Regions from separate parts of the Mus musculus genome. Here region 2 is linked to region 1. The links are chromatin contacts, found by POLR2A ChIA-PET in ENCODE. All regions are on one chromosome and are shown on one strand. The core of a region is the stretch at or near the end of the contact, and the rest is flanking DNA. Distances in the headings are between cores, read along the strand shown. Region 1 holds the start of Rin1 (Ras and Rab interactor 1). Region 2 holds the start of Klc2 (kinesin light chain 2).

Region 1 (3,795 bases), core at 931-3,430:
TGCAGGGACTTCTCCAGGACCAATTCTGCCGGAGAAGAGGTGGTTGCAGTCAGGGGAAAGAAGCCCGGAAGAGCAGGAGGCCCTGGCCAAGACAGGAGGTAGGGAGAAAGGTGGGGATAGGGACGGGGAATTCAGTGCAACAGTAAGTGAGAAAGGGAGTGAGGGTGGGGCACAGGGAACGCAGCAGTCACTAGGCACCCAAGGCAAGGAGAGAGGAGGACAAAGGAGGATGGAGAGCCAGGGACATGAACCTGTGGAGGCCAGGGGTCGGGCCTTACCCAGCCGCTCTGGTGGTAGCAGCTTCTCAGGGCCCAGCTCTGCGCTCAGCATGGCCCGGGCCCGACTTAGGGCCTGGCGGATGCCCTGCAACTCCCGGGGCTCGGGACCAGCCCGAACCTGGGTCAGTAGGTCCTGCACTAGCTGACCCACGGCTGTGTATCGGTTTTGCATTAGCATTGTGGCTGCCCGGCCCACCTGCCTCTCTGGTGCCAGCAGAGAGCAGAAAGCAGAACTCATGGACCGAAGCAGAGGCCGCCGGTGCCTTGGGCGGCTTAGGCGTGGGGAGGTTGTAGGGCTTCCTGAAGAGCCCTCCTCCTCTGAGCTGCTGGGAGAGCAGCAGTCCACCTCCTGAAGGGAAGGTAGGGGAGGAAGACAAGGGCTGGCAGCACTTCCTGGCACACGATATCCCACTGAGCTCTCCCTCTGCAGCAGCTGTCGAGGGGGCAGTCTTTCCGTTTGGCTGGAAGATGTCCCTGGAAGCACCGGGACTGGGGGAGGCGGCACAGCAGGTGGAGACAGAGGGCTGGAGGTCTCGGTGGACACTCGCACTTTGAAACTCCTCTTGAATTTCTCTCGTTTGGTGGGGCCCAGATCCCCGGGGAAGAGGGGGTTGAAGAAGCAGAGGGCAGCACCAGTGCCCTGATCCAGCTCTTGAGGGGAGCGAGCCTTCAGCCGGGGTATGGGTGGGGCTTCCGAAGGCCTCTGTTGGTCCTTGGTGTTGAGTGAGGAGCTCCAGAACTCTAGCAATGAGAAACCAATGGGGGGGGGGGGTGCTCAGAGCTGGCTCTGCAGGGTGCCCACAAAGGAAAATCTTGATTGCTCTTCCTTCCCCCATTTGACCTCTGTGTGTCCATCTGTGTAACAGGCTGCAGGGTACCCTTACCCATGCCCAGATGGGAGATGGCCTCCAGCTCTTTGTGGGTGGCTGCCTGATGAATGGCTCTGGGGAGTCGGAGAGGGAGGAGAAGAATGTCCCTAAGGACAGAGCAAGGAGCAGTCAGGAGTGAGCGGGGTTCAGATGCAGAGGACAGGCAGTCCAGGGAAGCAGGCCCAGGGCTCAGCAGGTGCCCCCCAGGCAGGCTCACCTGGTACGGCAGTATCCACAGATGAGCTGCACCAGGTCCTGGAACATGAGCTCTGAGCCCTCCAAAGAGACACCTGAGAGACATTGGGAGTGAGGCTGTTCTCTGGGGACCTCCCTCCCCTGCCTGTCTTCCAGCCCCTGCCCTCCAGGCCACCCTCCTCACCGCCAGTACTCTCTTCGATATAGTGGCTGGAGACAAAAGAGGGGCCACTAGCTTCTGGCAGCCGCACACACAGAGCCTGGCACTGGCGAGTGTTAGATTTCCGCACCAGGAAGGTCTGTGAGTGAACGAGATTAGGAGGCTCTGGTCCTCCATGTCCAGGCTGGTTCCCTCCCATCCTTGGCGGGCTAGGCCTTGAGGAAAGGGAGAGACTCACCCCCGGAGGCTCTGTCCTCAGCACGTGCAGCGCGGCTGCAGCGTTGGCCCGCAGCTGTAACCACACAGGCCGGGTGATCAGCAGCCGCTCCCGAAGGCTCACAGTACGTGCTGGCTGTTGGGACCCGCCTGCCTGTACCCCTCTGGTATCAGGTGTGTCATACAGTGGGTCTGTAGATGGCCTGGGGGCAGACACCCAGACCTGGGGTGAACACGTCTTCCCATTCTGGGCTTCCCATCTATCCTGTCCTTGCCAGCTCCTCCTAGATCTGCCCTCACCCGATGCACCTGGCTGACCCCCCAACTTTACTAACTTTTCTTTCTGTTGGTGCCCAGGTACAAAGTTCAGGTTGGTGGCTCCCAGAGGGTGTGCTCCGGTCTCACCAGGGTCTTCCATGGCTGGGAGCTCCTTCGGCTTCTCCTGGGACTCAGGAAGACAATCCAACCCCCAAGGCACAGGCGTGCACATTCCTGGCGGTGAGTAACACTTCCTGAAGGCGGTTCGCCCTGTCACACCCCGCCAGTTAACTCTTGTATGTCCACTCCATGTAGCCAGTGTCCACTTCTTCTACTCTTAGACAGTCTTGAATGGCAGAGAAGCCCTCCATGCCAGTGTCATCATCAGGCCCCGGCTAAGGGAGGACCACCCCCACACAGCACCTCCTGCAGCCTCCTCACACTAGGCAGTGGGGGAGGGAGGGGTTAGGCTGGATCAGCCAAGTTCCCATAGACCCAAGCCACACCCCTGGGTCACCTTAAGAAGTCTGTGGTCACTGGCTCATCGGCTCCAGCCTTGCAAAGGGGGGGCGGGGGGGGGGGAAGGTCAGCCTTGTGGGAGAGCACCCCCTACTGGTTGCAGATGACTCATTCCTGAACCTAACTTGGGTTTTGTGATTTCAGGTTGCTATGGAGAAAGGATGCTGTGTCTCCATGGAAACTAAGCTCTTTGCTTAACTGAGGTTCTGGGGGTGGTTCTGACACTCACTGTTAACCAGAGGGGGAGTGTGGCTGTGAGGTCGACAGCACTTGGTGCTGCTGCTAGCTGCCTCCCACACACAGGCCCTGCTAGCTAGCCTGCCTTGCCAATCTGCCGAGTGTCTGGGGCAGGTGCAGACATGACCTGGCCTCCAGGCATGTCCAAAAGTCCCTTCACCACACAAGGCCATGTGCTTCTCTGGCTTGCCTGTGCCATGCGGCGCTTCCTGCTCTGGTCCCAACTTCCTCTCCCAGGCTTTTCTCTAAGTCACAAACTACAGGGACCCCAGCAAAGTCTGTCTTAGGTGCTCCCACAAAGCCTTGATTCCCTTTTAAGATACAGCAGCCACACATCAGCCACACCAAGGTCCCAGGTTAAATTTTATTCCAGTCTTTGGAATCTGAGAGGCAGACACCAGGAATAGCCCTGAGAAAGCCTGGGAAGCCGTCCTCTCCAGCGGCAGTCAGGGTGGACAAGGCCCAACATGTCTGCTTGAGAGTTCCTCCTACAGTTGGGCCTGGCTCAGTGGCTGAGGGCCAGGGTTCAAGGTCAGGAGGACTGCTGCTGTGACTCTGGATGAGGCCTGGTCTCTCTGTGGGGGGACGCTGAAGAAGTTATTCTTTGGGAGGGAGTGGGCTGGTCAGGGATGGAGACCACAGTCTTGCTTGGCCAGGTCGGCTTCAGGGCCACAGTTGTGCAGATCCCAAGGAGAGCAGAGGAGTCCAGGCCAGTGGTGGCAGAGGGTCAGGGGCCAGCAGCAACACTGAAGAGCTACTAGGCAACCCCCTGCCTTTGCAGAGAAATGTTAATCCTGCGTGAGGTACCAGCTGCTCCCAGGACCCTCCGAGCGAGAGTAAATGCAGGGTCAGGGTCCTAGTGGGATATGGGAAACTTCTGAAGGGAGTTGAACCAAAAGGACCACCAGCACTTCCTTCCTGACGGCAGTGAGGAAGTGCCTTACTCCCTCGTCCATCAGGGTTTCTTCTTCCTGCCCTCTTGGACCCACCCTGCCTGGGGGCTCCAGGCACTTTTATCTTCTTGTGATCTTGGGATTGGGACTGGGTTCTTGCCCATGTTCGG
Region 2 (3,795 bases), core at 624-3,123, 67 kb before region 1:
TGGGGGGGTGGGTATGGGGGACTTTTGGTATAGCATTGGAAATGTAAATGAGGAAAATACCTTAAAAAAAAAAAAGACAAACCCCAGGTCCCTGAGATGCCTATAGACTTGTCAACTGAGAAGTTGGCTGAGGGTGGTGCTGGCCCCTTGTTACAGAAAATGAGACCAAATGTAGGTTTGGAAGGACTAGTCAGGGGCAAGTGTATCTCTCTGACTTTTTTTTTTCCTTTCTGATTTTTGTTTTGTTTGTTTTGTTTTGTTTTTCAAGACAGGGTTTCTCTGTATAGCCCTGGCTGTCCTGGAACTCACTTTGTAGACCAGGCTGGCCTCAAACTCAGAAATCCACCTGCCTCTGCCTTCTAAGTGCTGGGATTAAAGGCGTGCACCAACCACGCCTGGCTTTCTGATTTATTTTTTATGTGTATGAGTGTTTCACTTGCAAGTATGTGTGTGTACCACATGAGTTCCTAGTGCCTGCTGAACTCAGATGGCGGTATCTATCGATGCCCTGGAAATGGTAAAGATGGTTGTGAGCCAATGGGTGCTGCAAATGAAACTCAAGTCCTGAGCAGGAGAAACAAATGCTCTTCACCACCGAGGCATCCTTTCAGCCATCCCCTCCCCTCCGCACGCTTTGTAAGGTAGCCGTCTACTGATTGCTACCACATTCTCTATCTACCCCAGGCCCCAGCCAACAGGTGATGACCTACATTCCAGAAGGCAAAACAAGAAAAATGTTAGAAAGGCCGATGTTGTGTCAGCACCAAGTGGGTGTGGAGTAGAGATGGGAAGAGTACTGTAGAATCTAGTGGGATAGGGACCAAAGAGGCCGTCCTAGTTAGAGTTAATATTGCTGTGTGGAAACACAGTGACCAAAAGGGTTTATTTGGTGCACTCTTCATCCAGTGAAGGAAGTCAGGACAGGCACCCAGAGAGAACAGAACCCAGAGAAAGGAGCTGATGCAGAGCCCATGAAGGAGTGCTGCTTCTGGGCTTGCCCTCTGAACTTGCTCAGAACTGCCTTCTGGCCTCACCTACCCTGGCCTGGGCCCTCCCACAACAATCAGTAAGAAAACAGGTTTTCCTGCAGCCCGATCCTATGGCAGCATCTTCTCAGCCGAGATTCCCATCTGTTCAATGACCCTAGTTTGTGTCAAGTTGACATAAAACTATCTAGCACAGAGGTCTTTCCTTCCGAGTTGGTGACACCCAATCTGAGGCCCCCCAATGACACCACCACAATCCAAAGGCACTCGTCTGACCTCCTTATCTGGTCAGCAGTATCCACCCAGATATTCCCCTCAGGGGCGTGGATCTTCTCCCTTCTCCACCGACCTCCACACGCTCCTTCCCACCCAATTCTCCTTTTTAACCAGAAGCCTCCTTCTGTTCCCTCACAAAGCAAACCTAGATGCTGAGAATTCCCTACAGGCACAGTCACCTCCGAAGCCGGTAAGAGGTGCGTCTCTAGAGCGCGGAGGGGGCTGGGGGGTCAGATGTGTGAGAGGTGGGTAATGGCAACACCCACCTCACCAGCCCTTTGTGAGCATTAAGTCAATGCACTAAGACATCGACAAAAACACTTGACAGTCAATCAATGTGGACCGACTCGCTCTGGAATCTGAGGAGGTCGGCCTTCTTGCTCCTCAGTCACTCTGGTCCGGGGTCGGAGCTCCGCAGAGCGCACAGACCTGGAAGCTCTGGTCCGAGGGGGCGAGTCCAGCCACGCCCCTCTGCGTCCCGTCTGGGCTGGCCCCACCCCGAAGCCGGCCAGGCCTGCGGGGCCCCTTTAAGGCAGCGAGCTGGCCGGCTGGAGCGTGTTTCGCCCCCTCCGACGCCGCCGAGGTAGCGGCTTCACCTTTAAGGCGGCGCGGGGACTGCTGGGAAGGCCGGCGGGATGGAGGCAGCGAGACGAGCTCACGGTCGAGGATCCGGGTGAAGCGGGACAGGAGCAGGAGCCGGAGCCGGGCCAAAGCAGAAGGTGCAGGTCGGCGCCGGCCGGTTGGGCCGGGAGACCCAGTCAAGCCGGACAGTGAGGAGCGGTTGCAGGTCGGCCTAGAGGAGGAGTCGTCGTGGTCGTGGGCGCGGCCTGTGGGAGGACCCGACCGGCCCGCGGGGAGGGGGCGCGGTCCCGGGCTGGGGCTGGGAATCCGGCCTTTTCTAGGGAGGGTCTGCGGGCCTCAGGCCAGCCTGCGGGAGGGGTCGTTGTGGGCGCGGCCTGAAGAGACCTGTCCCGAAACTAAAGACCGCAGTCTCCCCGGAGCGGCGGGGGCGGGGACGGGGTGGCGGGGCTCGGTCGGCCCTGGGGGAGGGGCTCGTGGTTCCGCTTGCCCTGGGAAAGGGGCTGTCGCCAGGGCTGAGACCCAGTTGCCCGGAGAGCCTGTGGCGTCTGACTTGGGAACGCCTTGCAATGCCCTAGTGCTCTGTGTACCGATTAGGACAGTTCCGAATAACTCTCGAAGATGGGCTTTAGATCAACTGGCCTGAGCCGGTGGTCTGGGGCGGAATCGGGGTCCAGCCTCACTTCAGTCACACCGCATTGCGTCTCCCTAGGCTAGACGAGCCTGGCGCGCCCCCTGTAGGCCGCGTGCTGGCACGGCGAGGACTGCGGGCTGAGGGATCTGGACATCCATAGGGACCTAGGCGTCCGGGGACCTCCCGGTGTTTACCTAACTTGGGGTGGACGGCGGTGTGGCCCTAGGCCTGGCGTCCGCCTGCCCCACCCCTTGCCTCCACAGACGGCACGACCATGGCCACGATGGTGCTTCCTCGAGAGGAGAAGCTGAGTCAGGACGAGATAGTGCTGGGCACCAAGGCGGTGATCCAGGGTTTAGAGACCCTGAGAGGGGAGCATCGTGCCCTGCTAGCTCCCCTAGCTTCTCATGAAGCAGGCGAGGCCGAGCCGGGCTCACAGGAGCGCTGCCTCCTCCTGCGCCGCTCCCTGGAGGCCATCGAGCTGGGGCTTGGGGAGGCTCAGGTAGGTCAGTGTTGGGGCTGTGGTGGAAGATTACCCGAAGGGCCCTGGTGATGTAGGAACACCCTCAGCAAGGAAACACAAGTCTTTCAGAGCGTCACGTTAGGACAATAAGCAACGTTCAATGAATACACTTTGGAAATGCCAGCCCTGCGCCCTGCCCCAACGGGCACCCTTACCTCACACTGAGCTATGCCATTCAGGCCTCATTCTACCTAACAGACTGGGATGACAGAAGAAAGCAGAAATACTTTAGTAACCTCCCCTCACAATACAATTATGCATGAATTCATTAAGTTGTATAGCTTCTCACTTACTGTGTGCTGAGCTACAGTGTGTTAATGCTCAGGATGCAGATTGAATGCAGACAAGGTCTGTGTCCTCCCTAGGCATGGTATCTGCAATCCCAGCTCTTGAGAGGTGAAGGCAGTAGGATCCCAAGCTCCAGGCCAGCTTGGGTCAGTCACATAGTAAGATCCTGGCTCCCCTACTGTCCCTTCAAAACAAAATAAGATGATTTTCCCCCCTAGTACAACAGGAGAAGAGAAACACACATTCAACTAGTTACTTGAAACAAGTTGTGATCAGTGCTCCAGGGACAGTAAGATCTTGTGACAGTTTGTAGAAGGGAGTCTTGTCTATTGATCAGGCAAGACTTCTCTGAGATGACTTTAGCTCAAGGGCTGGCCTCCAAAGAGGCAACTAGAGGACAGCTGCATGTGTAAAGACCGAGGTAGGAGAGCTCGTGGGCTTGAAGGGAGACAAGAATGGTGTACCTAGAACTTACGGAGAGGGCGAGAGGGACACTAGAGGCTGTGAGG

Evidence for each region. ChIA-PET counts read pairs that join two places held with the same protein, here RNA polymerase II (POLR2A).
Region 2: POLR2A ChIA-PET joins it to region 1 with 12 read pairs in Patski. The contact joins the promoter of Klc2 here to the promoter of Rin1 in region 1. POLR2A ChIA-PET finds 5 or more read pairs at or near these places in 2 of 5 experiments (Patski and embryonic stem cell).

The regions. Positions count from the first base shown.
Region 1 is chr19:5,049,200-5,052,994 of GRCm38, reverse strand. It overlaps Rin1 (Ras and Rab interactor 1), which reads right to left and starts at 2,180. Exons shown (of 10, transcript NM_001374051.1): 1 at 2,054-2,180; 2 at 1,741-1,921; 3 at 1,527-1,641; 4 at 1,365-1,437; 5 at 1,163-1,254; 6 at 279-1,019; 7 at 1-25. The coding sequence starts at 2,136. Brms1 (breast cancer metastasis-suppressor 1) reads right to left here. Exons shown (of 10, transcript NM_134155.3): 10 at 3,083-3,588. The coding sequence ends at 3,581.
Region 2 is chr19:5,116,376-5,120,170 of GRCm38, reverse strand. Klc2 (kinesin light chain 2) reads left to right here and starts at 1,873. Exons shown (of 16, transcript NM_008451.3): 1 at 1,873-2,049; 2 at 2,739-2,977. The coding sequence starts at 2,750. LOC115489018 (a long non-coding RNA gene) reads right to left here. Exons shown (of 2, transcript XR_003952889.1): 2 at 839-3,470.